Linked DNA regions of Homo sapiens: all the other regions are linked to region 7. Evidence: chromatin loops called from intact Hi-C (ENCODE). Cell type or tissue: heart right ventricle. All regions are shown on one strand.

Region 1 (4,000 bases), 470 kb after region 7:
ATTTATATCACATGAGAAGATTCCAAAGCAGGCCTTGAAGGCATTGGCGCTGTAACTGCATTTAATACTTAGCCCAGTTTAAACACCCCATGACGTCAGTTCTCCCCGATCCCTGAAGAGCTCACCAGCAGACAGGCAACTTCCAGACGGAGGGAGGACAATGAGGGTCCGAAGGGCTGTAACCCCCAATGCCAGAGCCGGGGAGCGGGGACTTAGAGCTCAGCTCTTCTCCTTCTCAGGTGGGGGAACAAAGGCCCCAAGGTGGCAGAGCTGGGACTAGTATCTAGGGCTTGGGACTCTGAGGCTCCCTGTATTGTTACAGTAGGTAGCTAGTCAGACATGAGCAGGGCAGGAGAGGGCTCCACCACCACCAGGAATGTCAGGCGACCATCAGCTGATGGTCAGGCAGTTGTCAACCGTCTCTCTAAAATGATAATTGGATGCAGCCAGCGCCAGGGAAAGGGAGGGTCCCAGTAGATAGAAAGAACCTGGAACTGACGACCAGCAGCTTCCTGGTAAGATTTCAGGAGTTGGGCACGTGGGCTCAAGCATGTGCACTAGGAGGCAAAACGGTGGCACTAGGAGGCATGTGCACTAGGAGGCAAAACCCTCCTCTAGGAAGGCTGGACTGGTAAGGGAAGAAACCAGGAAATAAATCACAGAAACAAACCATCTGGTAAAGAAAACACAAAGAGGAATGAAGATTAAGGGAGGGAGAGAGGGAGGGAGGGGAAATGCTCTTTAATGAGGGTCTCTCTCGCAACAGAAACTTCCACTGTTACTTCATTTGAGTTCTCCAGGGAGCGCGTGCACAACCTCGGTAAACACACTGCGCTCCCTCCCAAGGGCTTGCAGGCCACCCTCAGGGAAGAACCGGGGGAGGAGTAACGCAAACCCCAGAACCACGCCAATGTACAAAACCCCAAGTCAAAAGTCACACAGCACGTTTGATCTCCAAGTCACCCACTGGCCCTCTCCCAAGTGTACTTTATTTCCTTTCATTCCGGTCTAAAGCTTTTTAATAAACTTTCTCTCCTGCTCTAAAACTTGCCTTGGTCTCTCACTCTGCCTGAGGCCCCTCAAATTCTTTCTTCTGAAGAGGCAGGAAGTGAGGGTGCTACGGACCCATATGGATTCACTGCTGCGACCACTATCACCTCCCTCTGTTGGACCAAGGACCCCAGCAGATCTTCCTGGTATGAAGGGGAGGGAAGAAGGTGGGGAGTCTTCTACAGTTAAGATGGCAGGTGTCTGCCCAAACCCTCTCAAGTCGCCAACCCCTGACCTCAGAGGAAGAGGCCTACCCAGTGACTCTGGGGCCACACGTGAGAGGATTATATAAGGGAGAAAAGTCCACACGGCCCAAGGAGTTATCAGCTCATTTAGGGGCCTTGCAGGAATTTCCTGTTATGTGATCTGGGTCATGCAAATAGCCACAACCGAGCTGAAGCTGCCTCTTCACCCCCTCTTTCTGAGGGGAAACACAGGCTCTTGACTCACTAGTTGCCTGTACTCTGCAGCTCTCCAACGACTGGGCCTCCCTCCAGGAAGGTCGGCAGGGAGCCAGCATCACGGTGTGCACTGAGAACAAAGAGCGGGGCATGCCTGCGGGACAGCAAAATCCCAGCCCTTTCCGAACAAACTCGGCAGCTCTGCTCTGGGTGTGCTATCGCTCTACCCGCTGGAGAAACAGCCAGCAACATGAAACTCTCCAGGCCCAGGGCCACAGGCCTGGTTTATTGTAATCAAAACCCGCTTCAGCTGTTCCTTTCCTTTTTTTTTTTTTTAATTACAAGATGTAGAACAAGAACACACAAAAAAGTGCATGCAAACATGAAGCTAAGCTAAGTGGGGAACTGAGACCTTGCAGCTCTCCAGAGCCAACCCACCCCCACGCCCCCCACCGCCTGCCACGCCGGCTTTGGGAAGCATCACCCCCCTTCTCCTTTCCCATTCTCCGCACCTGCACATGTGCATCCCTAAAGGTTCCAGTTTGGTTTCGCTCTCGTCGCATGGAGCCGTTCCCTTTTTTGCTGTTGCTGTATAGCACTCAACTGAATGAATGCGTTTTATTTATCCATTCTGCTAAGTAGCAAATTTGAGTCGTTTTCAGTTTTGGCTACTACAAATAACGCTACAGTGAATATTCCAGAATGGTTCTCAGTCCTGGAGTTTCTCCATGACACAGGCTTGACAATCAAATGCAGCATCATGCGGAATGCGCTTCTTCGTGCTGACTACTGATGCCAGTCTGTGTTCTGACGTCTTCCCTCCCTACAAGACCACCAATCCACCCACTCTGCTAATAGAGAATGGGGGTCACTGGTGACTCACAGGCCAAGAAAGCCCAGCTGGTCAGTAGAAGGGAAGTTAAATCTTCCTCCGTAAGGCAAAGCCCAAGATTTTAAAATTCTGAGCTTAACCAGATCCAACAACCAGAACAACTGGGCTTTTCAGAAGAAAAAGGCCACAAACTCCAACAAAATAATGAGGTAGCACCTACGGCTTGGGATAGACCCACCTGCCCATACAATCAACTGTAAGCAATAAGTACCAATGTGTTCCCAAGATACTAAGTGCAGAAGGATCGGACGCCACTAAATCCCAATCTGTCACGGCTGGCAGAAGAGAGAGGGTGAAGGGTGGGGAGGGGTCGTGGAGGCGGCCCCCCTGCAGTCATGACGCACCTGTAAACTGGCTGCATCTCCCGGGCTATGCCGATGATGGCGCCTGGCAGGAAACTGTCAAATTCCTCAAACAACTCCCGGATGTTGGTCTTAAACTTCAGGTCTAGGTCCAGCTGAATGATCTGCAGGATCTCTGCGGGAAAGAGAAAAGGACAATGAGACACAGGTACACCTCCTGGGAGGCTCGGCCACGGACAGAAAATGAAGTGGAGGGCAGAGAAAAGGGCACTGGACTCTTACTGTTGTCAGTGAATGATGCACAGTTACCGCTGGAACAAAAGGCCTTTCATCTACCAGCAACCCCTCCACACTATTAGTCTTCACAAACGACTACCCGTGTCTTTTCTTCCAACTGCAGACATCCATTTTGCTTAAAACTAGGCGACCACACGCTCCAGTGTCGGCCTGCTGTCCTGATGTAACTGTTAACCGTGCACCATTTCACTCTCAAAAGTATCTCATTTGGATGATACCTTATGTGGACACCCTGCTTCCCTACATAAAACTCAAAGCGGGCCGGGCACAGTGGCTCACATCTGTAATCCCAGCATTTTGGGAGGCCGAGGCGGGTAGATCACGAGGTCAGGAGTTTGAGACCAGCCTGACCAACATTGTGAAACCCTGTCTCTACTAAAAATACAAAAATTAGCTGGGCGTGGTGGCAGGTGCCTGTAATTCCAGCTAGTCAGTAGGCTGAGGCAGGAGAATTGCTTGAACCCAGGAGGCAGAGGTTGCAGTGAGCTGAGATCGCGCCACTGCACTCCAGCCTGGGCAACAGAGCAAGGCGCCATCTCAAAAAAAAAAAAAAAAAAAAAAAACCCTCAAAGCATCCAGGTGTTTCCTCTTTGGAGCACAGGTGATAAATAACCCACACAAGAGAGAAGTAAAAAACATTATGGTCTCAGGCCTTTATCAGTGCGTTCTGCAAACCCAGATGTGTGTCAAGTGAAGATGCTGACCAGAGCGAAACGGCTGAATGATCTCAGATACCACAGTGTTTTTAATCCACTGCCTAAAAGACAGGATGAGCCCAGATTCTTCAATGTCACAATCACCTGGCACCTAAGAGCTGCTTCCATCACCTCCAGGTGACTCCGGGCTAGAAGCACAGGAGGGAGGCACTGGCGAAGGTCATTCCCCTATCCTTCACCCAGCCCAGCCTGACCAGGATCCTAGGTGTTGTGCCAGGCACCAAGCTGACCAGGACCCTGCCCTCAAGAGAGACATGCGGGTGGCAAAAAACAGAGGGAGGGGCCAGTGCTGAAGCCTGAAATGGAAGAGCAGCTGTGGGAGGTCCAAAGAGGGGGCGCATG
Region 2 (4,000 bases), 240 kb after region 7:
ATTTTTATTGAAGTATCACATACTTACAGAAAAGTATGCAGATCATAAGTGCCTATTATAGAGCTGTTCTTGATATTTTTCTGTAGGATTGAAATTTTTTAAATAAAATTTTGGGGAAAAGAAAACTGGTCACAGACTAGGTTCTATATACTGTCAGTTAGTCACACATGCCTAGGCGAGCGGACTCTGAAACTAATGTCACTGCTACCAGGTATCTCCTCTACTTGGAGCAGATAGCTGAAGTCAAGGTAAACTTCTTAGGATTAAATTTTACGCCTTTCTAGCACTTGCCACAGCCTCAAACTCTCTATCGCATAACACAACGAAACATCATAGCTCTCCTGTGTCTTGTGAGACCGTCCTACTGTGGACAGAATTCTCCTTGGGAGTGGGAAAAGGTTAAACCTACATTCATTCACAAGCATGAAGATTTTCCAAACCAAGTATAAGCATGTCCCTCCTCCATCTCACTGCCCTCTTCTGGGAAGAGACTGGTGAACTTGCAGAGGTCAAGAAGCCTCCTGAGAGAAGAGTTCACAAGCAACACTGACTCCTTCCTTTTGAAGATTCCCACTATTAGAAGATCTCTGATGGGCTGAGATGATTGAGTCTGGGACGATCTGGCAGGAAAGAAGTCCAAGTAGACCCTCCTCCAAAGCTCCCCATGGGCCACTAGCAGCATTTGGATGTGGAGTCAGAGAACAAAAGGAACTTAGACCTCCCTAAGTGTAGATTCCCCAACCCAATCAGTTAATGAGAAAGACTGAGGGGGAGCCTTGGTTCTTCCCTTCTTCAGCCCACAACAAGTCCCTTCAGACTGAGAGAGCACAAGAATTCTCAGATAAACAAGGTGGAATATCTCAAGAGGGACCAACTTCCTGTGAGTTTGGCTGTGGGGGTGGTTAAAGTGATTAGTCTGAACATTACAAACAGATGTAGTCATATGTGTCTTCCAAGCTAGTAAAGCAAGTTTTGTGTTGCAAGGGGTCAAAGGCATTTTCAAAGTCAAAGAAATGTTATCGGTCTATTCCTCATCTGCAAATCATACACCCCACACTGAAGGAGATATGTTCAAATTCTCACTGCCCACTTGTCCCTGCCTACTCAGTCTCTCCACACTCCTTCTTCCTCCCAAGTGGAGAGGCAGCAGCAAGTGCTGATGGGGAGTCAGGGAATGAGGCAGGGGGATGAGTCTCAAAGGACCTTTGTTACTGTAGGTAGTCAGACATGAGCAGGGCAGGAAAGGGCCCCCCACCCCCGACCAGGAATGTCAGGCGACCATCAGGTGATTGTTAACTGTCTCTTTAAAATATTAATAATAATTGGTCGCAGCCAGCACTAGGGAAAGGCAGTCTTCCAATCGATAGAAACATCTGAAACTGGCGATCAGCAGCTTCCCAGTGAGATCGCAGGGGCTTGGTAACTGAGCTCAAGCATGCGCACTAAGAGGAACAATGGCAGAGTTTAACTGGTATATGACCTTCCTCTAGGAATGCTGGACTGGGAAGGGAAAAACGCCTCGAGTGAGCATGCGCACGACCTCAGTAAACACTGCGCATGCGGCCTTCCCAAGTGCTGGCAAGCCACTATGTTTGTGGGCAGCCCACCCCAAGGGAAGCATCAGGGGAGATGGGTTGCGACCACCCGGAAGTGTGCCAACATATAAAACCCCGAGTCAAAGGTCAAACTGTGCACTTGATCTCTCAAGTCACCCTCCTGGACCTCTTCCAAGTGTACTGTACTTCCTTTCATTCCTGCCCCAAAGCTTTTGAATGCACTTTCACTTCTGCTCTAAAACTTGCCTTGGTCTCTCATTCTGTCTTATGTCCCTTAGTCAAATTTTTTCTTCCAGGGAGGCAAGAATTGAGGTTGCTGCAGGCCAGTACAGAGTCGCTGCTGCGAAGATACTTTGGTGCCGTGTGACTCAGATCCATCCCCTAGCGGTCACACCGTGAACTTTTCGGATCCATCCCCTAGCGGTCACGCCGTGAACTTTTCGGATCCATCCCCTAGCGGTCACACCGTGAACTTTGCTTTAGTCACGTGGCTTCTCCCTTCCGCCGCCATTATTCCCACTCAACGAAGTAATAGTCGGGCTCAAACACCACACGGAAGGCTTTGGCTCTAAAAAAATTTTTGTTCTGGCTTCACATAAGGCTGAACTCTTTTTTTCTAAAGTGATCCAAGAGTAAGGATTATGTTTCTCTGAACCTACTGGATTTTGTATGAAGTCTCTGAGCCAGGACACACATTTTAAGTGAAATCACACAATCTCAAAGTATGTTTGTACAGCCCAATTTCATCTGGAAAAGCCAATACTGCTACACAAGGATTTTTTTTTAAATTCCAAAGCAGTGAAGTAGTTGGAGCTCAGTAGCCCAGAGATGTGAATTATGCTCTCAACTTCATTATTTTAATGTTTAATTTGAGCATTTTTTTTTCTTTTGAGACAGAGTCTCACTCTGTCACCCAGGTCTTCATGTCCCAGGCCCAAACAATCCTCCCATCTCAGCCTGAGGAGTAGCTGGGACTATGACCGTGTGCCACCACACCCAGATAATTTTTTTTTTTTTTTTTTTTTTTGTAGAGACAGGGCCTCACTGTGTTGCCCAAGCTGGTCTTGAACTCCTGGGCTCAAGTGATCCTCTCATCTCAGCCTTTCAAAGTGCTGGAAATACATGTGTGAGCCAGTGCGCCCAGCCTCAAGCATCTTCATTATGATATGTATAAATATGTATCTATTTCAGCAAAGAAGAGAACTCATCCAACAGACCATACCAGACAAAGCAAAAATTGTGTAATTTTACTTTTGGCAACATCTCTATTGCATTGACTGGAGAGGGTTTGGCACTTCCCATGGAAAGGATGGCAATTTAAAGTAAAATATTATTGAAAACTTTATCCACTTGTGTTGGAGCCAAGTAGCAAAAGAGACACTAGAGTTTCTCCTGTCCTGCTGCTAACATCATGGTCTCAAGTCCAGGCACAGTATCTAGAAATACGTTTCGACATCCTGCCTGACGTCTTCCTGTAGCATGGCTGGCACCATAATTGCAGAAGAACATCCAGAGGCAGGTCCCTTTACTAACAGCCGTGCCTGCATTTCAACAGCCACTGGACTGCACCTGTGGAGAGAATCACTGCAGCCAAAATCTCTTTGTGGTAGACAAAAGCACCAAGAGCTTGTTGTGTTGAAATCAGGAAGGCACACTAGGGTGAGTAAGAATAATTTGCAGACAGACCAACCACTAACTCTATAGCCTCTTTCTAGAGGAGGTGAAAAATGCTTCCATTAAAATCCTGTATTTCACATTCTCTAAATATTTGAGCTTCCTGACAGGCATTCTTCTCGGAGTTGGGGAGGAAGCTTGACTCAGCTCAGCTTTGTAGGCCCATGAAGTCTTGAGGCACACACCAATGACAGGATACACTTGTGCAGCGTCCCAGGGTCAGGAGAGCTGGAGCAGGTCCAGCTCCTCCACAGCTTGGGGCATGGTGGGCAGGCAGCAGAGAGGAAAACAGTGGGAAAAGCTGGACAAGGACTAATTGAAAGCCAAGGTCGTTACTCTGATTCAATCATTCCTTCCTGGAAAGAGAGCGGTTTTGTGCTTAACCTCGTGGCCTAAGGTTTCCAGGATATTGCTGGCTCCTGGATCTCTCTGGGGCCAGCTTATTTACCAGGCTTCTAGGCCCAGGGACAGAAGGATGTCAGAGGAAATTACTCAAATGGGACACAAAGAGAAACCAAAGGCAAAGAAAAAGCTTTTAAAAATGCTGCTCACAGATCCTTCCAGTAGAAATTGCAATCAGTTAAACAGATGCCACATTTTTACTGCCCACTACAGCTTTAAAGTGTATTTCATGGAGTTTCAGACTATTTAAATTTTTTTCCAAAAAGAGTGTCATTTGGAGAATGTCCAAAGGGAGAAAAGCAAATTGATAACTTCTAAAAAACTCACTTTAACCTTTTACAAGCCCGTCTCTGAATATGCCCAAATGT
Region 3 (4,000 bases), 52 kb after region 7:
CTTCGTTCTGCTGCTGCTACTTTGGCTTGTTTCCATTTCTCTGCTCTGACTTTTGCTTTTGCTGCTTCTCCTTCTGCCGCAGCTTCTCCTTCCTCCACTGTGACTATGTCTCCCTCTTCCCTCCCCACCCTGCCTTTCTCTTCCCTCCTCTTCTTTCTCCCCTTCCTTTTCTCCCCCCGCTCTTCTTCTTCAGCTCCTGCTTCTATTTTTGCTCCTTCTGCTTCTTCTCTTGCTGTTCTTGTTTCTCCTTCCAGGGTTACAACATCTACTTCTCTTCCTCTTCCTTTCTCAGTTTCTCGCTCTTCCTCTGCATCTGTGTGTGTCTGTGTGTGCAGCTTCTGCTTTCTGAGCATCTACTTCTGCTTTGCATGTTTCTGCCACTTCTCCTTCTGCCTTTCCTGCTGCTTCTGCTGCTTCCATGCCCACTTCTTCTTTTCTGCCTCTGCCTCAGCGGCTGCTGCTGTTGCTACGCCTTCCTTCTTTTTTTCTTCCTCCTCTTCCTCTTCCTTCATCTTCCTCTCTTCTGTGGCCTTTGCTTCTGGTTCTGCTTTTTCTGCTCACTTTCCTTCTCCTCCTGCTCTGTCTTCTCCTCCTCCTGTCTTCTTCTTCTCTTCCTCCTCTGTTTTCTCCTCCTTCTTGTCTTCCTCCTCCTGCTGCTCAGTTTTGAACATGCTGAATTTAAGGTGCCTGTGAAACATTTACTTATACCTTCTCTAGGGCTTTCCAGTGTTCTTTAAGAGCTTCAAAATTTCCACCAACTTGGAACTTGCTGGCTGACCTTCAGAACAGTCTCTTTTAGTAGGTAGCAGATAATAACAAGACTTCACAAAGGAGCAGTACTCTACAATTAACCCAGTATTTACAAACCCATTATTTTATTAGTAGAACAGGGAAACTGAGGCTCAGAGAAATTCCCATACTTTGCAAGGCTGCATAGAAATAAGTGAAGCTTTTATAAGAACCTAGAGCCCCTTTTCCCAGGGTTTGCCGTAGGGCCTTACTTTTTAAAAATTTGTTATTTTAATAGACTTTATCTTTTTAGAAGCAGCTATAGGTTGACAGCAAAATTGAGAGGGAAGTACACAAAGTCCCAACAGGACCTTATGTTTTTACAGAGCTTAACAAGTCCCTTTGTATCCATGATTTCATCTGTTTAGGAATCACTTGAGAGGATGTCAGCTCAGAGAGGGAAGGGATTCAGTTATGCCCACACAGCAAAGCAATGCCACCTCACTGGGGTGAGGGCCCCTAGCTTCTTGTCCAAGGGCTCAGGAAGGACCAGTGCCATTCAGAAAAGTAGTGAGGCAGTGAGTGGTAGGTGTGGGCATTAAGCCAGCTTCTCTTAGTATGTCACCAGTCCCTCCCACTCACATCCCGGCATGAGAGAGTCATCCAGATCTGGTTCTCTGAGTTTTTCCATCCTTAAGGAAAATTCTAGTGACCTAAATCTGGGCCAGAAAACCAATAAACACAGGAGTTGCTTTTTAAGAAAAACTCAGTTGATAGGCTGAAAGTGCCACGAGGCCACAGGACAATTAGAGTATGCTGGGCTCCAAATGCTGAGCAGATGCCATCCTGGTTGGGAGCCAGGCCCTGGGAATAGAAACACCAGCCCTCTGTGCCAGCCCTGGCAGGGCCCTGGGAGGCAGCTGGTCTCCAGCCAGTGGCTCCCCTCTGTTGCCAGCACTGCACAGGCCCCAGGGGAATGAAAATTGAATTTGGCAAAATTCACATTCTTGTCTTTGGAGAGTGGGTGAGAGTTGCACCCTGGGAAGTAGATTATCAGCCAGCCCCATGAGGGGAGGGCTCACGTTCCTTTACTCGCCATCATGTCTCCAGGGTCAAAATCAGTGCCTAGCATATAACAGGTGCTCAGAAATGTTTGTTACTGACTATCTACACACTGAAGACAGGGAACGGAGCTTTCACCACTTCCTAAGGTTTCCAATTCCCAGATCTTTATGTTTGTAGGACTCTAGGTGGCTTCCGATTAAGTACCTATTGTTGAGGGGGACTGTGGGGAGTGGTTGTCCAAATAACAAGAGAATGGCTTCCACAGTCAGGTTCCATTTTAGAGGAGGCTCAGGGTGGAAGTAGTTTGCAAGGGAAGAGGCAGCCCGGCTGAGTCTTGGGTCTTGCAGGAAGGGAGGAAAGGGGATGCCAGAGAGATGTCTTGGGCATGGGAAGAGAGCCTAGGGCTTAACTATAGAAGGGCTTGTGGATGTCCTCTTGCTAGTTGTCCATTCACCAAGCATCTGTCTGTGGGCCTCTTCTTCGGGATGGGCTCTCCTGGGAAAGTACTGCATCTCTGTGTAGAGAAAGTGCTCCTTTCAGAGGAAGTGCTTTGAAGGGTGTGCTTAGAAGACATACCTTGCGATCTGGAGCGCAGATGGCCAAAGACACAAAAAGCCCCTGTGTACAGCCTCCCTGAACAGAGCAGCCCCACCCTAGAGGCTCCACTGGGGTCACTTCTGCCTACAAATAAGGACATGCTGCGAAACATGCTGACCAGTGCCTGCAGTGTGGGGCAGAGAAAGTAGCAGGTGGTTCAGGAAGACAGGAGGAAGCCTGTGGAGGGGGCAGCACCGGAGCTGGCCCTGGAAGTGTGGGGCAGACTTGGCCATAGAAGGGCAGCATAATCAAAGGCGAAGAATCGGGAGTGTTGTGTGAGTCACAGGTCATCCTGTTTGGCTTGAGGCTCAAGGAAGTGGGAGCTGAGGTTGGAAATGTAAACCTAGGCCAGGCAGAGCACCGTGGCTCACACCTGCAATCCCAGCACTTTGGGAGGCTGAGGCAAGAGAATCACTTAAAGATGGAGTTTGAGACCAGCCTGTGCAACAAAGCAAGACCCCATCTCTAAAAAAATTTTTTTAAAAATTAGCCTGGTGCCGTGGCATACACCTATAGTCTCAGTTACTCGGGAGGCTGAGGCAGAAGGATGGCTTGAGCCCATGAGCCCAGGCATTCAAGGTTACAGTGAACTATGATTACACCACAGCACTCCATCCTGGATGACAGGACAAGCCCTGTCTCTATAAACAAATAAACCAGCCAGGCACGGTGGCTCATGTCTATAATCCCAGCACTTTGGGAGGCAGAGGTGGGTGGATCACGAGGTCAGGAGATAGAGACCATCCTGGCCAACATGATGAAACCCTGTCTCCACTAAAAATACAAAAAAAAAAATTAGCTGGGCGTGGTGGCACGTGCCTGTAATGCCAGCTACTTGGGAGGCTGAGGCAGGAGAATAGCTTGAACCAGGGAGTCGGAGGTTGCAGTGAGCCCAGATCATGCCGCTGCACTCCAGCCTGGCGACAGAGTGAGACTCGGTCTCCAAAAAAACAAACAAACCAGTAAACAAGGTCAGAGATGTATGTGTCCTCCCCACGTCCCTCTGCTTTTTTTGACTTCTGGTGAAGAAAATTAGAGGATTAAGTTAATCAGATCCTGCAGTTCATGACATATTACCATCATTGGTCCCTACACATTCCCTCTCTTGATTTGCTTATGTATTCTCATTTCCCCATCCATAGCGGGATGGCTTGCTTCTAATACATTTGCCATCCTTCTTTGTGTTTGTGCATGTTCTTATATAAGTGATATTGCTGCCTAGTTCTTAGGATGCATTTTGCTTTAATGTATGTAAATGATTTGGGATTTCGTATATGTTATTCTGCTGCTGGCTTTTTTATTTGGCACTAGGATTTTAAGATTCATTCATACTACCAAGTGTGCGTACAGGCAATGACTTCTAAGGGCTGTGTAGTACCACTGAAGTACACCCACTACATCCTGTCCACGCCCAGGGGTGGACATCCATGTTGCCCACAAGTGGTTCCTTGGCAAAGGAACGCCATGTTGAGAGTTGACTTTTAGGCAGGCTGGTGGCCTGACAGGGCTGACGCATGATCACCAGTCAATGAGACACTGGTGAGCCCAGCTTGGATGTGTCCAGCTGGAGTTAAGTGGCTGTGACTTCAGGTACTTAAGGGACCTGCAC
Region 4 (4,000 bases), 270 kb after region 7:
CCTTGGAAATCTTGATGAACAAGCTATTATGCTTACATAATACGATAATGACATGGAAATAGGTTCGCTGCAAACATAGGGAAAAGCTGTCCAAGAAGCCCTTGGCTCTTCTATCTTGGCTCTGGGGGCTCTTGGCCTGGATCCTGTCACCTGTAGACACTGGAATAAGCGTGTTATCCAGCAGACCTCAGTGAGCTTTGGGGGAAGACCCAGAAAGCCCTAGCTGCGTGAGACGGCCCAGCCTTTCCCTTTCTCTGGCACTTGCTCGGCCTCTCCTGGCAAAACATCCCAGCCTGGATTCAGCCACCATCCAGATGCTGAGCCCCACCCCAGACCCTCTAAAGAGGAGGGCTCTATGCAAGTTGGCCTGTGGTATTTGCTGAAGGGAAGCAGATCCTGTCTGCTTTGTTATCAGCAACCCCAGATGACCCCAGCTCTCATGTGTGTGATTGAGAAACGCTTCCTGCTCGTACAGAAGCCACACAGGGGTTGGTGGGAGTGTGCAGCCTCCAGGTGAGTGTGTGTGTAAGTGGAGTGTCAGGTGGAGTCTCTTCAGCCTCTCTCTCTCTTTCTTTCTCTCTCTCTCCTCTCTCTCAAAGATTGTTTGACTTGGATTTTCACGACACTATCACACACAATGTCCCAAATGATTCTCAGAACAGCCCAGAGAGCTGCACAAGGGAAGAAGCTTGTGAATCTCACACCAGATGTGCCAGAGGCCGGAGGCTGCACTCTGCCTCTCATCCCATGGGAAGGGACAGGCACCCAGGAGCACTGTCCTGCCTCCTCTTCCTCCAGCCCACGCTTCGAAGAGCTATGACCTTGTCCTTAAGGGCTTTACAGGACCTCGTGGCTCCCTAAAGCCTGAGGCCCAAGTCCCTCACTTTTATGTGCTTTGATGGTCTTGCCACCTTCTTTGTTTGTTTGTTCATTTGTTCATTCATTCATTGAAAGAACATTTCCTGAGTTTTCTGGAAGAAGATGGGACACATTGGAAGAATAGATGTCTGGGAATGCTCAGACCAGATCAGTGTGGATAGTGACTGGGGAGTTGGAGGGTTGCAAAGAAGTCTGAGGCAAGGAGCCCAGTTAGAAGGGTGTATTAGTCAGGGTTCTTTTGAGGGACAGAACTAATAGGATAGATAGATATATAAAGGAGAGTTTATTAAGTATTAACTCACACGATCACAGGGTCCCACCATAGGCCATCTGCAAGCTGAGGAGCAAAGACAGCCAGTCCGCGTCCCAAAGCTGAAGAACTTGGAGTCGTATTAACCATCACAGAGGGTGTTGTCAGTCTAGAGGAGAAAGGGTAACGTCCTAAAATAAGGTGGTAGCAGAGTGGTCAGCATGGCTGGGGAAGCACCATGGGTCAAAGTAGCCAAAGCCCACGGTTTTCAGCCCTGGTTCTAGAGTCAAATACAAAGCCCCAACTCTCCTGATTATATCCGCCCCCTGCCCCAGGAATGGTTCTGGGGCTCTGCTCAGGGCTGGTGCATACTCCCTCTCTCTGAGGCCTCGCCCCATTAGTTATCAGCTCTGACTTCCACCAGCCACTCCCAGGCCTTTTTCTACAGACCTCGTTATTTTAACAATGACATTCTTGGGGCCCCTGGTGGCAGTTTGTTGCTAATAAAAAAGGTCTGGGTTGCAGATGCTTCCCCCAACTGTGCCCATCTCCCTCTCAGATACTGCGTTAAACCTACTTCAGGACCGGGCAAGGGGGCTCATGCCTGTAATCCCAGCACTTTGGGAGGCCGAGGCGGGCGGATCACGAGGTCAGGAGATCGAGACCATCGTGGCTAACACAGTGAAACCCCGTCTCTACTAAAAATACAAAAAATTAGCCAGGCGTCGGGATGGGCACCTGTAGTCCCAGCTACTCGGGAAGCTGAGGCAGGAAAATGGCATGAACCCGGGAGGCGGAGGTTGCAGTGAGCCGAGATCGCGCCACCGCACTCCAGCCTGGGCGACAGAGTGAGACTCCGTCTCAAAAAAAAACAAAAACAAAACAAAAACAAAAAACAAACAACAACAACAACAAATAACTGACTTCCGAAGCTCGGATGGAACTGATTCATTTTACAGAATCCTGGGACTGGGTCTCCTTTGTTGCCCTACCCACCACCTATTTTTATTGCTTTCTTGGGGCTTAAGAATCTTGACTCCATCGGCCGGGCGAGGTGGCTCACGCCTGTAATCCTGTCACTTTGGGAGGCCGAAGCGGGTGGATCACGAGGTCAGGAGATCGAGACCATCCTGGCTAACATGGTGAAACCCCATCTCTACTAAAAATACAAAAAAACTAGCTGGGCGTGGTGGCACACGCCTGTAATCCCAGCTACTCGGGAGGCTGAGGCAGGAGAATTGCTTGAACCCAGGAGGCGGAGGTTCCAGTGAGCTGAGGTCGTGCCATTGCACTCCAGCCTGGGCAACAGAGTGAGACTCCGTCTCCAAAAGAAAAGAATCTTGACTCCATCTTTCCATACAAGCCTCCACTTTATTGGGAAATGCCAATTACTGAATCAATAAAAGAGATGTGTGCTAATTTGCAGGGCATTGTAAGGCAGAACAGGGACTGGTGCTGAATGTTCCAACTGAAATTAATAAGGAAAAAAACTAGGTAGAAAATTTAAAAGCCAGGTGCAGTAGCATGTGCCTGTAGTCCCAGATACTCTGGAGGCTGAGGTAGGAGGATCACTTGAGCCCAGGGGTTCGAGGCCAGCCTAGGCAACATAGTGAGACCCCCATCTCTTAGAAAAAAATTGTATTGAAATTAAAAATGTTGGGATGGGCAATGAATAAACTTTGCTGTTTTCAGTTTTTGAGATAAAGGAAATTGAATATGGGAATATCTCAAAACAAGGGGAGTTTCAAAGGTGTGTGGTGCCGGAAGAACCATTGTTTGCTGCAGTGAAATAGGCTGAACACGGAGTTTGTGCCCCCAAGTTTGAGACGCTTGCCCAGAGGCTGCACCATTGCCTTGCTCCAGCTGACAAGGGCTTTGGAACGGGCAAAAGTGAGTCCTGGGCCGCACTGGCTTCTAGGCTCATCCGGCCTTGACAGGGGGGACTGAAGGAGGGAGTAAGGGGAGAGGAAAAGAGCTGTTTGGTGGGAAGAGGAAGTCTTAAACACAGTCACGCCCCCAGACACAGGGAGGGAATTAGAGGGTCTCACTTTCAAGAGTCCTCCCCATTTTCATGAAGTCTGTTTTAACATAAAATCAGAGAATCTTAAGCTAAAAAGAGGCAGTCGAGGGCGCTTGGTCCAATCACTACCTAAGAATGTTTGAATCTATGTTCAAATCTCTTCTGCCACGTCCTTGACAAAAGGCTCTGTCTTCTGCTCGAGCACCTCTCGGAACAGATCGCTCGCCACCTCCCAAAGGAGCATAGATGTCGTCGGCAACCCTGGGGAAAGTAAGGTACTTCATCACGCCTTGTGTTCTGCATTTTGTACCTCCGCCTGCCCGTCCCAGCTCAGATGAACAGGGCTTCGGAGCACAGAGCAGCTTGCTCTTCCCAGGATGTCCTTCCAGGCCTCTTCTGCCACTTCTCCCTCACTCCAACCCCCAAGGATCCTCAGCTTTCCTCAGATGTCCCAGTCTTCTGCCTGTCATCACCTGGAAACAACCCGGCATGTTATTGTCCCTACTACCGGGTGATGCGGAGAGCCTCACCTGACCCTCCTGATAGGCCAGGTGTGGATGGAAGACAGCAAGCTGCTCCCTTTACCACAGCCACCATTCCTCTCCTGGGCCCCAGGTGCTCCAGCTGGCTCCTCTCACAGCCGATTAAGCCTGCATCTGGTTGACCAAGACCACAAGCCTTCCTCGGGTGTGCTGACCTTAACTCCAGGCCCTCTGTCTGGCAGGTTTTGCAGATCCCCGGAGGGGCTTCAGTCATCTTCTAGCCAGAGAGTGGAGAGAAGGGGCCAGTCAGCAGCTCGGTCTGTCCAAGGCAAGAGTCAACGTTGACGAAGGAACAGAAAGTAGTGGAGG
Region 5 (4,000 bases), 98 kb after region 7:
CTGGTTATTTCGGGTTATTGCAGAAGTCCTAGACAGATTGGAGAGATCAGCCCATCAAGTATATGCTGATCTGGGGTTCATAGAGAATCCAAAACAGTATACTCTCTGCAGTCAACATTTTCTCAGCTCAGACTTTGCTTCCCAACATCCTTTTATTTCTTTTTTGTAGGGAAGCTGAGGGAGAGGGTAAAACTGCAATTAGCTGCCTGCCCTTACTGTCTGGGCCTGTACCCAGCTCATCGGGACTGTGTTCGCAGTGTTCACATGGTAAACGTGTCACCAGGGGCAAACTGCAGCCTCAAAGGCAGGGAGTGGGATAGGAAAACTGGGCTATAAATAAGTCAGAAAAGCAGCTTTTTGAAAAAGGAGTGGCTACTTACAAAACTTAGGATTCTCGAACTGGAAAGAACCTTGGAAATTTAGAAATGGAATCAGAGTTGGAATCTACCTCAGGAGTTTAGGCCAATTATGCGAATTCCTTTCTTTTTGGAGTGATTGGCTGAGGCGTGGGAATATGACTTCACCCTAGCCAATGAGATGGAAAGGGGAGCCTGGGAGGACATCTGGGAATGTTTCCTTCATTCATAAAAAAAAATACCAAATACTTGCTTTTTCCTATATCTGAGTGCGTTTGTATGAGGGAATGTCACCTGCAGCCGTGGGTGCCATCTTGGACCAGGAAGGGGAACCCAAGAAAATCCCAGATAAGCTAACCCGGAACTCACCCAATTTAAAGACTCACCTTCAAGCAGACTTCAAAATCCCGATACAATACATTCCTTGACTTTGTCTGACTCCTTCCTGGACACCCCTAAGACTCAGTGGAAGTAGCACTCTCCCTTGCTGAGGTAAGAATAAATACAGTTGTTTCTTATCAACAGGTTGCTTTGGTGATTTTTGGGGAGCCAGCATTAGACACCAGCAAACAATAGGAAAAATTAGTGGGATGTTGTCCAGGCTTCATGGAGCTCATGCAGCCTTTCTCATGAGTGATTACGTGTGTGCTTTACCTCCCCAGAGGGACTCCCTCGTCTCCCTCATTTACTCTGGCTTGTAGGGGAAGATCATGCTCCAGCCCTTTGAGTTGCCATGTGTCTTCCTTCCACAGTTTCCAAGGGGCCTCCGGGGGCCTGTCTCCTTTCACACTCTCTTGTCTTCTTGCAACTTGGACTTTTCTCCCTGGAGCTGGAGAAAGGAGAAGCCATAGAATTGCCTGACCTGCCCACCCCCCACCCTTCCCACCCTTCCCCACCCTCGTTCATGTGATACCGTTTCTTTTACTCAAATGCTTTTTTTCTCTCTCCCAATACACAGATGATGGAATATAGGAATACCGGTAGACACATAGGCAGAGATTGCTTTTTCATCCCAGGAGGCTCAGCATTTTCCCACTCAGTTATTGAGCTTTTACAAGCCGCTGTTCAGGATGGTCAGACTCAGTTTTTTAGCACACCAGTAATTGCTTCTTTCTTTTTTCTTGGGGAAATTTTAGGCCACACTTTCTGTAGCAGCCCATGCTCCAATTGGACTAGCTGTGGAACAATTAGTTTCATAAATGAATGTGTCTGGAAAATGGATTCCAAAGTCCTCTGTCTGGTGTGTGACCTTGAGCTGTGTGATCTTGGACGAGTCCCTTTTTTTTTTTTTTTTTTTTGTGAGCCCAGGTTCCTCCTCTGTCAAAGAGAGAGTTGGGCTAGATGATCTCCGAGGGCTCTATGGCTCCTTGAGATCCTGCAGTTCATTGATTCTATGCCTCAAGGGGAAAGCATTTAGAGGGAAATGATTTGTTTTTAATTATAGAAACAAAACACGCTTCTTATTGTAAAAATTAGAACAAGTCAAAAGTATGCAAAACCTAACACATTGGTGTTCCTTCTTTGCTCCATAAATTCCCCTAGAGAGAGTCTTTTGGGGGCAGTATTTGCCAAGAGCACTCAGTGCCTGCTTTTTGATGATGTTGACACCAATGACTTCCAATTCACTGAGATAACTAAGGGCTGTTTTGAGAAGCAACTGTTTGTGTTCTTATCGTTTCCCTTTCCTTTGGAGGAAAATTGCAGAAGTTTTTTTGTGTTGTTTAAGGGTTGCAAAGCTCTGCTGCCTGTGACCACGCCTATGTCTTTGTCAGAAAATAGGACACATAATCCTGGCCTTAGCCCAAGACTCAGATTTGTGAGGTGCGTGTCTTCAGGAGGGCCTGTGACCAGGGTGCTGACTGTCCCACAGAGCCATGGGCTGGACACGCAGGTCCAGAGATTAGGTCCTAGCACAACAATATTGATCTCAGCACTTTAGTCTTCCTATAAACATGAACATTACCTTGTTATGTGTGTCTAAAGTTTTAATCAATTGCAGTTGGACTCTGTAGCAGAGAACTGAGAAAATACCAAGTGTTGGAGAACAACAATGAAAAGCACTTTTATTACCTGCCATTCTGGGGAAGCAGCCCATTAGGGAGACATAGATCAAGGGCATTGGCTACCAAAGTTCTCAGCCACATGCTTAATCCCTTAGATTACAGCTCATAGCTGCCTCAATGAGGGTCAGACCCGAGGAAGGAAGATAAATAGAATCCAGTGTGGCCCCAGGAAATTTGGGCAGGGCCATGCAGATGTGGGTGTGAGGTGAGGCTCAGTGTTGAGGAAGGGGTCGGGCGGGGAGAGTTGTATTCAAGGAAGGGGGATGTATTAAACTGTTTCTCCTCACCAGAGAGCAGAGGGAAGGAAGAGAGTAGAAGGCTGATGGGGCATTCTAAGGGTTAGATAGGGAAACTGATGGAGTGACAGTTGGCTGAACCTGGCCCATGGTGGAGAGCAGGCCAAGCCACACAGCCAGCCCCTGCCTCGATCCTTGAAGGCCCTGGAGAAGCTCACTGGGGTTAAAGAAGCAGGGGGCAAGGCCAGGCGCCATGGCTCACGCCTGTAATCCTAACACTTTGGGAGGCCGACGTGGGCGGATCACAAGGTCAAGAGATCGAGACCAGCCTGGCCAACATGGTGAAACCCCATCTCTACTAAAAATACAAAAATTAGCTAGACATGGTAGCGCATGACTGTAGTCCCAGCTACTCAGGAGGCTGAGGCAGGAGAATCGCTTGAACCCGGGAGACGGAGGTTGCAGTGAACCGAGATGGCACCATTGCACTCCAGCCTGGCAACAGAGCAAAACTCCATCTCAAAAAAAAAAAAAAAAAAAAGAAGCAGGGGGCAAAAAGTACAAGATGTTAAAAGACTGTGCCATAATACTACTAACTCATTCATTCAGTTACTCAGTCATTCATTTGTCTACCCAACAAATGTTTATTAAGCCCTTTCTATATGCCAGATGCTGTGCTAGGCCCTGGGGATATAATGGTAATAAGACAGCTGTGTCTCCTGCTCTTATGAAGGCTGCAGTCTAGTGGAGGAGATTGCGGTTGAATTAATTCCAAGGTGAAAGGCCAGGCAGAGGGGCGGCAGTAGAGAGGGTGGGGGCCTGGGGGCCTGGGCAGGGTCAGAGAGTGACCAGTACTGCAAGCAAGAGGGCAGAGGGAGTAGGTGCTTGTGAGGTGTAAACAGTATGAGGTGGCCTTGGGAAGGTTGTGGGGCAATCCTAGGGAGGCATGGTGGTCCTAGGGCAGGGCTGCAGCTTCTGGAAGAGTCTGACAGGTGTACCCTGCCAGAACTGGTCCTGGATTGGACCTGTGGGAATGGAGAGGGAGGGGTGATGATGATTGACCTCTGGGTTATGGCTTGGGGGTCTCACAGGATGTTAAGATGGGAGGTGGGGATGGGGTGAGGGTGGGGAGGAGTGGCACAGAGATGCTGCCCTAGTCACAGCTCCAGGTTGCACAGTCCCATGGCCCCGATTCCAAAATTGGAGGCGCTTCAGGTTGAAAGCACCTCCTCTCTGCAAAGCCCCAGGGAGACAAGAGGCTAGCAGTCTCTCTGCTCTTCCTGAGGATTAATTCATTCTGAATGTTTTCTTCTCAAGAATGAATTGAGATAACCAAAATTAGGAA
Region 6 (4,000 bases), 180 kb after region 7:
ACTGCTGCTCCAGGAAACAGCAGAGAGGGCCTTGGCCTGTGTATTCGGTTCCCAGGGTTCTCGTAACAAAGTACACAAACTGCGTGGCTTAAAACAAGAGAAATTCCTTCTCTCACACTTCTAGAGGCCAGAAGTCTGGAGTTGTGGCCGGGCCCTGCTCCCTGGGAAGGCTCTAAGGAGGAACCCTCCCTTGCCTCTCACTGCTGCTGGTGATCGTTGGTTCCCTGCATTCCTTGGCTTGCGGCTGCATCACTGCAGTCTTTGCCTCTGTTGTCACACAGCCTTCTACCTTCAGTGTGTCTGTCTTCACGTGGCCTTCTTACAAGGACACCAGTCATTAAATTCAGAGCCTACAGTAATCCAGTACGACCTTGACTTGTTAATGACATCTGCAAAGACCCTATGTCCAAATAAGGCTACATTCACAGGTACCGGGTAATTCCGAGGACACCATTTAACCCAGCTGAGCCTGGCAGTTAATATTCTCACAACCACAAACTCATCCGTGACCCAGGTGAGTCCCTTCTCATTCTGGGCATCTGGTTTCCACCTATAAAATGAAAGGGGTGACTGGAGTCGCTCTAGGCCCCAGCCCAGCCCAGAAGCACTGGGTGTCCTTAGACACTCCTGGACCGGGTCTCAGGTAGGTAAGCCGGGCATCAGGAACAGGACTGAGGAGGCCGAGGCCTGTGTGTGTTTCATGTTGCTGCAGGCGAGGGACGTGCACTGGCTGTCACTGCAGACACTGCAGCCATTGCTGAGGATTTCTGAAGTCCTGAGCCCCTAGGTTCCTGGGAACAATGAAGCTTGAACTCTGTGGCCAGAATCATAGCCCAGAGCTATACTAAGACTCAGTCCTGCCCAGCCCCCTTTTATCACCTAATTCATGGCACAAGTGCAAACTCACATTCTTGTCCAAAGAGGAGTTGGAACAAACTGGATTTAGCGCAGCAGATTCTGAGGGACATCTGAGGTCATGAACTGAGCGGGCGTGTGCTGCTGAGTCAACTCACACAGGCTGCCAGGTACCATCCTCAGACTCCGCAGGAGAGGGTGGGGAATGGGAGAAACTGGAAGAAGCTTCCAAGAGGAATTTGTGGCAAACCTGCTTTACCGTGTTGGTTCCCTTTGGGTAACCAGATTGCAATAAAAACAACAAAGACACTCTCCTCGTGTATGAGAACTTCACACCTCATGAAAAGCTTTATACCTGTTCGCTTGTTTGATTTGATTCTAAAAAGTTGTGTGCAAACAGGGACTTTGATTGCAGTTTTCCAGATAAAGAAACTAAAGCTCAGAGTGGTGCCACACAGGGTCCCTCCCAGGGGCTGCTTCTGATGGCTCATTCAGGAGGGAGACCTTTAGAATTACTGCCCAAATCTCCACCCCAAGGCACCCAACACAGTGTCAGCGTAATCATCTTCCATGGGGACACTCTGTTCTCACATTCTTGTGTAAAGTATGAATACCTGCATTTTATGGAAGATTGCTATTTGTATTGATTTATAACATACAATATAAATGAAAGCAGTGTGTTTGCTATGCAAACACAGGTTCAAGACCAGCCCAGAAGACCCCTCCCAGCACCTAAGCCGTTCCAGATGGGCCTCCTGGAGTGATCACAGTTGTTCTGACTCACAGGAGGCCAGCCAGGATGCTGCCAGGGAGGCTGCCTGTGTGAGCACGCCGTCTGCAGAAGGCAGTCTCACTCTGCTAAGACAGACAGCTTAGCGCCGGGCTCCTGCTGAGGACACTGCCCCGGGGAGAAACCCTGGGCCACCCCACTCACTGTTCTAGTCCCGGGCGGGGCCGGCAGGGCCTGGGCAGGTCAGACTTTGCTGTGGGGCTGGTTTCCACAGTGAGGGAGGAGCCGGTTCCGCTGCTGACTGGTGGGCAGCTCAATGCTTTGGCCAGTCAATGACATGGCCATTAGGCAAATATTTGGGGCTTGATTTTGGTTATGGTTTTTAAAATAGAAAATGAATAAATTAGGCTTGGGGAAGTGGTGTTTTACAGTCACGTGGGAGGAACAGGCATTGAATCTGATTGTCCTTGGGCTGCAGCTAGAATTGCAGCCTCGCCTCTGTGGCATTTAGGCGTTGGCTTAACCACAAATCACAGACCAGAGAAGGCCTCAGTGTCAGAGAAAGGCCTGGAAAGAAGGAAGCAGACACAGAGAGCCACGGACTCACCCAAGGTCACACAGCTCATATCGGGTGATTGAACTGTGTGGGGGTGGAATCACATCTGTCCAGGACATCAGCATGTCACTGGCACCCATCTGGCACCTGGCAGGGAGTGGGTGTCCATTACGTGGGATGACTGTGTGTAGGAGGGAGGAAGGCAGGCAGGGAAGGAGGGAGCGGCAGAGAGCGAGGACACAGGGCTCTCATTGTCCAGGCCCTGTGCTCTGCATCACCACTCTGAGCTTGACAGACAGAAACGGGAGACAGCGGGAGCAAGCTGTGAACAAGGGAAAGGAAGGATGGAGCAAGATGGAGAGGGTGTGGGGCCCAGAGTGGGCTCTACTTTCTCAAGCCATGCCTGACTGTCCTTGGTGATGACTCGGGCAGAGAAAGAAGAGGTACCCCAGAATGTTCTCCCCAATAATCCTGGCCCCGCGCACCCGTGCCATGGACTCTGATACCAGGCTCCCTGCCTCTTCTGCTGGAGTCCTGTGGGAAGAGGGAAGGGGAAGCTGAGAGAGAAGAGAGGGCAGGCACTCACCTTCCAGTAGGGAAGCAGCAGCAACCCTTAAATCTGCTCTGTCTTTTACCTCTGACAATCACAGGCCACGTGTAATTTGATCCCTGAAACAGCCCGGTGAGGTTCCCATTCCACAGACACAAAAAGAGAATCCCTCTGGGCTCTTGCCACATTCCTGTATGATTAGTTTTCTGGTAAACATGAATAAACCAAACTAAAAAGGGCTGTTAGTGTATTTAATTTAACAAGGAGTAATTCCTCAGTAAATCCAAGGACAGAATCTCTAATGGGCTTTGCTGATGAACTGGTCAGGAGATATTTGGAGTCCAAAAAATCTCAGCAACCACAGCTCAGTTAGCATTCTATCGAACATTTACTAGGTGCCAGAACTATCTTCTTACTCTATTGTCCCATTTACTCCTTACACCCCCGAGAGATGGGTACTATTATCATGCAGTTTCCAGACGATGAAACTCCAGTACTGAGAAGTTCACTGCCTGTCTAAGGTCATCTCGATAATCACTGGTGGCCTCAGCATACTTTTAATTATATTTCCGTGCCTATGCAAGAGACTAGCCTCCGCCAAATATTGGATCTTTGAGGGAGGGGGCAGCAGAAGGACACACTGGGGTGGTGTAATCAGCTGGTGGGGAGTGGGGGAGGGAGAAGCAAGAAGAGTAGAAGAGAATCAAGAAGGTCATTTTTTGGACAGTGGGCAAGGTAAATGAAAATCAGATATTTAAAAAGAAAATTTGGCCTGGTGCGGTAGCTCGTGCCTGAAATCCCTACACATCGGGAGGCCAAGGCAGGTGGGTCACTTGAGGTCAGGAGTTCAAGACCAGCCTGGCCAACATGGTGAAACCCTGTCTCTACTAAAAATACAAAAAATTATCTGGGCGTGGTGGTGGCGCTTTCGATCCCAGCTACTCGGGAGGCTGAGGTGAAAGGATTGCTTGAGCCCAGGAGGTCGAGGCTGCCATGAGCTGTGATTGCATCATTTCACTGTAGCCCGGGCAACAGAGTGAGACCCTATCTCAAGAAAAAAAAAAAATCACATCTGGGGCTGGGCGTGGTGGCTCACGCCTGTAATCCGAGCTCTTTGGGAGGCTGAGGCAGGGGATCACTTGAGGTCAGGAGGTCGAGACCAGCCTGGCCAACATGGAGAAACCCCATCTCTACTAAAAATATAAAAATTAGCCAGGTGTGGTGGTGGGCATCTGTAATCCCAGCTACTCTGGAGCCTGAGGCAGGTGAATTGCTTGAACTTGGAAGGCGGAGGTTGCAGTGAGATGAG
Region 7 (4,000 bases):
ACCACTATTTTCCCAAACTTTTTGTACAGGAAATTATAATCTGTAATCTCATCTTCTGCCACCTCCCTCAGAAGTTTCGATCTAGACATACATGTATTCAGTGAGTGGCAATTCAGCCTGGGGGGTGGAGTGTCAGGATTCAAATCTTTTTGCTGCGGGGTAACCCCAGGTCCCAGTGATTTCCATAGACAAAAGAGATGCTGGTAAATTTGGGATGTAATTGGAGGATTGGACCGGTCTCCCCGCTCCCTCGACCAATGGCTGTCACGCGGTCCCTTTAAGAAACCAGGAATCCGCCCGGAGTCGGAGCCCAAAACAGATCCTCTTCTCTGCTCCTCCCCTGTCCCCGCGCGGCGAATGGTTCGCGCCGGCCTATATTTACCCGAGATCTTCCTCCCGGACGGCAAGGATGTGAGGCAGGCGAGCCGGACGCCGCTCGCAGCACCGGAGAGGGCGCACTGCAAAGGCGGGCAGCAGACCGTGGAGAGCCCGGGAGCGGAGCTGGACACCGCCTCGGAGGGAAGAAATGAGGTAGCGGCGGTTCCCGGACCCGGCCATGCCCGTCCCCTGTTCTCGGAGCCCAGCGCCGTCTCGGCCAGGCCAGCCCGGACACTGAGCGGGCCGAGCGCGAGTCCCCGGCGTCCGGCGGAGCGAAGATGCAGTGAGTCCCCGCGGGACTGCTGCGCGGGGCCCGCCGCGGCCAGCCGGACCCAGCATCCGACCGCACTTTGGGCGAGCTGCTGACTTGAGACCAGCCCAAACGGGGGGCTTTCCATCTCCAGCACCCCTCGGAGGTGGGGAGCACCGGCCCCTAGGCACACTCGCTGTAGAGTTTCCGCGGGTTTTGGCCCCAGTCCTGAGGGTTGTGTGTGTTAGGGGACCCACCTCACGTTCGCCGAGGAGTTCCTGCATATTCTTGCACCATCCCGGGTGCTGTTGCTGGGGCTCTCTTTATTTGCACGCGCGCTTCTAGCTTTTTTCCTGACATTTTCCACTCTACGCTCGTTCTTTCTCCCTTGCATTTTGTTGCTTGCCTGAGACTCTTTGCTCTCGCCCTTGCCCAGGCTGGGGTAATTCTGTGTGCGCGCGTGTCTCCCCCGCACCAACCTTTTTTGCACACTCGAAGCTGAATATTTTCTTTTTTAGAGAATTTACCCGCACCTCCTGCGGGGTTCCTAAGCACTCTCTCTGCTCCCCTCCCCCCAACTCCCTACCACAGGGCCGCTCCCAGTAGTTTTATTCTTCGATCTTGCCCGGGCCGAGCCTGGCAGGGGCCGGTGGCTCAGCGGGCCTCGCACCCGGCGCTCCGCCGCCGCCGCCGCCCAGCTGCGCCGGGGCGCCCTCCGGAGATGCTGCCGTGGAAGAAGCACAAGTTCGAGCTGCTGGCCGAGGCGCCGCCGCGGCAGGCGTCCAAGCCCAAGGGCTACGCTGTGAGCCTGCACTACTCGGCGCTCAGCTCGCTGGCGCGGGCGTGCCCCGAAGGCGCGCTTAGCCGGGTGGGCAGCATGTTCCGCTCCAAGCGCAAGAAGCTGCACATCACTAGCGAGGACCCAACTTACACCGTGCTCTACCTGGGCAATGCCACCACCATCCAGGCGCGCGGCGACGGCTGCACCGACCTTGCTGTGGGCAAGATCTGGAGCAAGAGCGAGGCGGGCCGTCAGGGCACCAAGATGAAGCTGACGGTGAGTGCGCAGGGTATCCGCATGGTGCACGCCGAGGAGCGCGCGCTGCGCCGCCCGGGCCACCTCTACCTGCTGCACCGCGTCACCTACTGCGTGGCCGACGCGCGGCTGCCCAAGGTCTTCGCCTGGGTGTACCGGCACGAGCTGAAGCACAAGGCCGTGATGCTGCGCTGCCACGCCGTGCTGGTGTCCAAGCCCGAAAAGGCGCAGGCCATGGCCCTGCTGCTCTACCAGACGTCGGCCAACGCGCTGGCGGAATTTAAACGCCTCAAGCGGCGGGACGACGCGCGTCACCAGCAGCAGGAGCTGGTGGGCGCACACACCATCCCGCTAGTGCCGCTGCGCAAGCTGCTCCTACACGGACCCTGCTGCTATAAACCGCCGGTGGAGCGCAGCCGCAGCGCGCCCAAGCTTGGCTCCATCACCGAGGACCTGCTCGGCGAACAGCTGGAGCAGGAGCTGCAGGAGGAAGAGGAAGAGGAGCAACCCGAGGGCTGCCCGGAGGAGGAGGAGAACCGTGCGGCAGAGGGAGATCCAGCAGAGGAGGAGGCCGAGGCGCAGCGTGCGCTAGTGGTCGCCATGCACTTTGAGTGCGGGGACTTGTTGGATACTCTGGAGAATGGCCGTGGGGAGGCGCTAGGAGGCGGCGGGGGCTCCCTGGGCCCGGGGGCCGGGCCGCCGCCTCTGCTGCTGGGCAGCGCCTCCGACATGAAGGCTGAGCTGTCGCAACTTATTAGCGACCTGGGCGAGCTCAGCTTCGGCAACGACGTGCGCACCCTGCAGGCCGACTTGCGGGTGACGCGCCTGCTGTCAGGCGACAGCACGGGCAGCGAGAGCTCCATCGAGGGCGGGGGCCCTGACGCCACCTCCGCCACCGCCGGGGACTCGTCCCGCCAGGCCGACGGCGCCAGTGCAGACGAGCCCCACTCGGGCTGAGCTCCTCCGCGCGTCGCCGGCGCTCCACCGTGGCTACCCATCCGTGGTCCCGACAACCTCCCTGTCCCTTGCCCGCCCCCAGGAAGGGGGAAATGGGGCATTTGGGGCCCAGACCTACACTTGGAGCCCAGGTCCAGCGTTCCCCCGACCGCTTTCCCCTACCTCCCGGCCCCCGCTCCCGCCCCAGCACTTTTGGCTCTGTTGCGCGTGGGGATGCGGGGAGATTTGAGAGGGGAAAACCCCGCCAGGAGGGAGAGAGAGGCACCCCTCTGGGATGCGGGTGAGGGAAGGTTGGCTGAAGTTCCTAGTCTCAGGCCGTAGGTGCCTGGCCAGTTTCCTGTTTGTGGGGCAGCTGGGGCCTGAGGAGGAGGGGTTCACTTCCTCCTCCCACCCCCTGGGAGCGGCCCTGCGCTGTCACTGACATCTCATTAAAAAAAAAAAAAAATTTGCTCTCAAGGTGTTTGAGGCTTTAATGCAACCCTTTAGCCCTTGGTTCTTTTTGGTGCAAGAATTCTGGCTGTTTACCTCAGACTCAGACCCCTGAAATGTTGCCAAATTCTTCAAATAACTGTTTGGGGGGTGGGGGGAGATGAAAGAGAGTCGCGTTTTGTTTACAGTTAAAGACATCCAATATCTTAAAAAGGAGTTTTCCTTTAGAAACACACACACCCTTCCTCTTGCTCAAAAGATCTCACTCCATGATACTGTGTAAAATATTTTTGCACTGTTGTGAAGTATTTTTGACTTTTTTCTGTACATAACTGTGTTCTCAGAGCTGAATGTTTATATCTTTTGCTGTGCAAAAGAAACATGTAAAATGTTGTTCAGTTGTATATACAGAAATGTGTATAAAACATTTTGTTATTTTTTAAAAGTAGCACTGTTCTGGTTCTGTTTGCACGCCAGTGGGGAGAGAATAAAGAGGAAAATTTAACAGAACAGGTGAGCGTCTGGAACTGCTGCGTTGGGGTGGGAGAGGCTGTGTCTGACCCTGGGATGGTGTCATAAGACAGTCTTTGGCCTTTCCTGTGCTTGGAGAGAATTAGGGAAGGAAGGTCCACTTTATGCGCCATCTGGGGCCTTCCTGGACCTCCACAACTCTGGGTGCTGTGTCTGGGACCAGCCTTTTCTTGTATTATCCTGTATTTTTCAGTAATTAAGTTGTGTGATCTTTTTCTGGTCTTTTGGAGAGGCCACGGTGAGTTCCATATCGCACTCCCAGACCTGTGAGGTTATTTATGGAGGAGTGACTTCCAGATCTGCTGAGATTTTACTACCTCCTTCTGTGGGCCATGCTAATAATCAAGCGTAAGGAGACTACCTTATCTTTTCCTTTACAAACAGCTCAGGGAGCTTTAAAGATGAACTAGAAACCCAAA

The links. Hi-C counts contacts between places; a loop is a spot of excess contacts. Peaks named below come from ENCODE experiments on the same cell type or tissue, not always from the same donor. Only the 100,000 strongest peaks of a DNase experiment are listed, where the experiment ranks them.
Region 1: a loop joins it to region 7, with 4 times the contacts of the local background. A loop is called at or near these places in 9 of 110 quality-filtered maps.
Region 2: a loop joins it to region 7, with 3 times the contacts of the local background. A loop is called at or near these places in 7 of 110 quality-filtered maps.
Region 3: a loop joins it to region 7, with 2.2 times the contacts of the local background. A loop is called at or near these places in 21 of 110 quality-filtered maps.
Region 4: a loop joins it to region 7, with 6 times the contacts of the local background. A loop is called at or near these places in 43 of 110 quality-filtered maps.
Region 5: a loop joins it to region 7, with 4 times the contacts of the local background. A loop is called at or near these places in 16 of 110 quality-filtered maps.
Region 6: it touches region 7 in a loop (4-fold over the local background); 40 of 110 quality-filtered maps call a loop at or near these places.

The regions. Positions count from the first base shown.
Region 1 is chr3:195,153,762-195,157,761 of GRCh38, forward strand. XXYLT1 (xyloside xylosyltransferase 1) reads right to left here. Exons shown (of 4, transcript NM_152531.5): 3 at 2,688-2,820. Among named protein-coding and RNA genes, the nearest start is that of XXYLT1-AS2, 7.9 kb to the left of the region's middle. RefSeq lists enhancers at 1-83, 1,521-1,660. In heart right ventricle, no CTCF peak of the experiment used is centred here; a DNase peak (open chromatin) is centred at 1,560; H3K27ac peaks cover 3,478 bases.
Region 2 is chr3:194,927,471-194,931,470 of GRCh38, forward strand. No RefSeq gene overlaps it. Among named protein-coding and RNA genes, the nearest start is that of LINC01972, 160 kb to the left of the region's middle. In heart right ventricle, a CTCF peak has its summit at 1,987; DNase peaks (open chromatin) are centred at 1,961, 3,481 and 3,733; H3K27ac peaks cover 3,406 bases.
Region 3 is chr3:194,737,034-194,741,033 of GRCh38, forward strand. The region is part of intron 1 of LINC01968 (long intergenic non-protein coding RNA 1968); the gene reads left to right. All of the region lies in intron 2 of LOC105374292 (a long non-coding RNA gene), which reads left to right. Among named protein-coding and RNA genes, the nearest start is that of LINC01972, 30 kb to the right of the region's middle. RefSeq lists an enhancer at 270-449. In heart right ventricle, no CTCF peak of the experiment used is centred here; a DNase peak (open chromatin) is centred at 1,598; H3K27ac peaks cover 1,181 bases.
Region 4 is chr3:194,952,728-194,956,727 of GRCh38, forward strand. No RefSeq gene overlaps it. Among named protein-coding and RNA genes, the nearest start is that of XXYLT1-AS1, 140 kb to the right of the region's middle. In heart right ventricle, a CTCF peak has its summit at 1,603 (motif pointing left); DNase peaks (open chromatin) are centred at 315 and 1,561; H3K27ac peaks cover 1,337 bases.
Region 5 is chr3:194,783,461-194,787,460 of GRCh38, forward strand. The region is part of intron 3 of LOC105374292 (a long non-coding RNA gene); the gene reads left to right. Among named protein-coding and RNA genes, the nearest start is that of LINC01972, 17 kb to the left of the region's middle. RefSeq lists an enhancer at 1-372. In heart right ventricle, CTCF peaks have their summits at 1,910 and 2,119; a DNase peak (open chromatin) is centred at 2,161; H3K27ac peaks cover 1,645 bases.
Region 6 is chr3:194,869,954-194,873,953 of GRCh38, forward strand. No RefSeq gene overlaps it. Among named protein-coding and RNA genes, the nearest start is that of LINC01972, 100 kb to the left of the region's middle. In heart right ventricle, a CTCF peak has its summit at 1,668; a DNase peak (open chromatin) is centred at 1,758; H3K27ac peaks cover 2,699 bases.
Region 7 is chr3:194,685,478-194,689,477 of GRCh38, forward strand. It overlaps FAM43A (family with sequence similarity 43 member A), which reads left to right and starts at 406. Exons shown (of 1, transcript NM_153690.5): 1 at 406-3,560. The coding sequence starts at 1,350. The coding sequence ends at 2,621. LOC124909474 reads right to left here and starts at 1,432. Exons shown (of 3, transcript XM_047449428.1): 1 at 383-1,432. The coding sequence starts at 776. RefSeq lists enhancers at 136-495, 1,247-1,752, 1,753-2,256 and silencers at 1,236-1,425, 2,256-2,555. In heart right ventricle, CTCF peaks have their summits at 461 and 2,422; DNase peaks (open chromatin) are centred at 374, 1,524, 2,454, 2,953 and 1 weaker place; H3K4me3 peaks cover 4,000 bases; H3K27ac peaks cover 4,000 bases.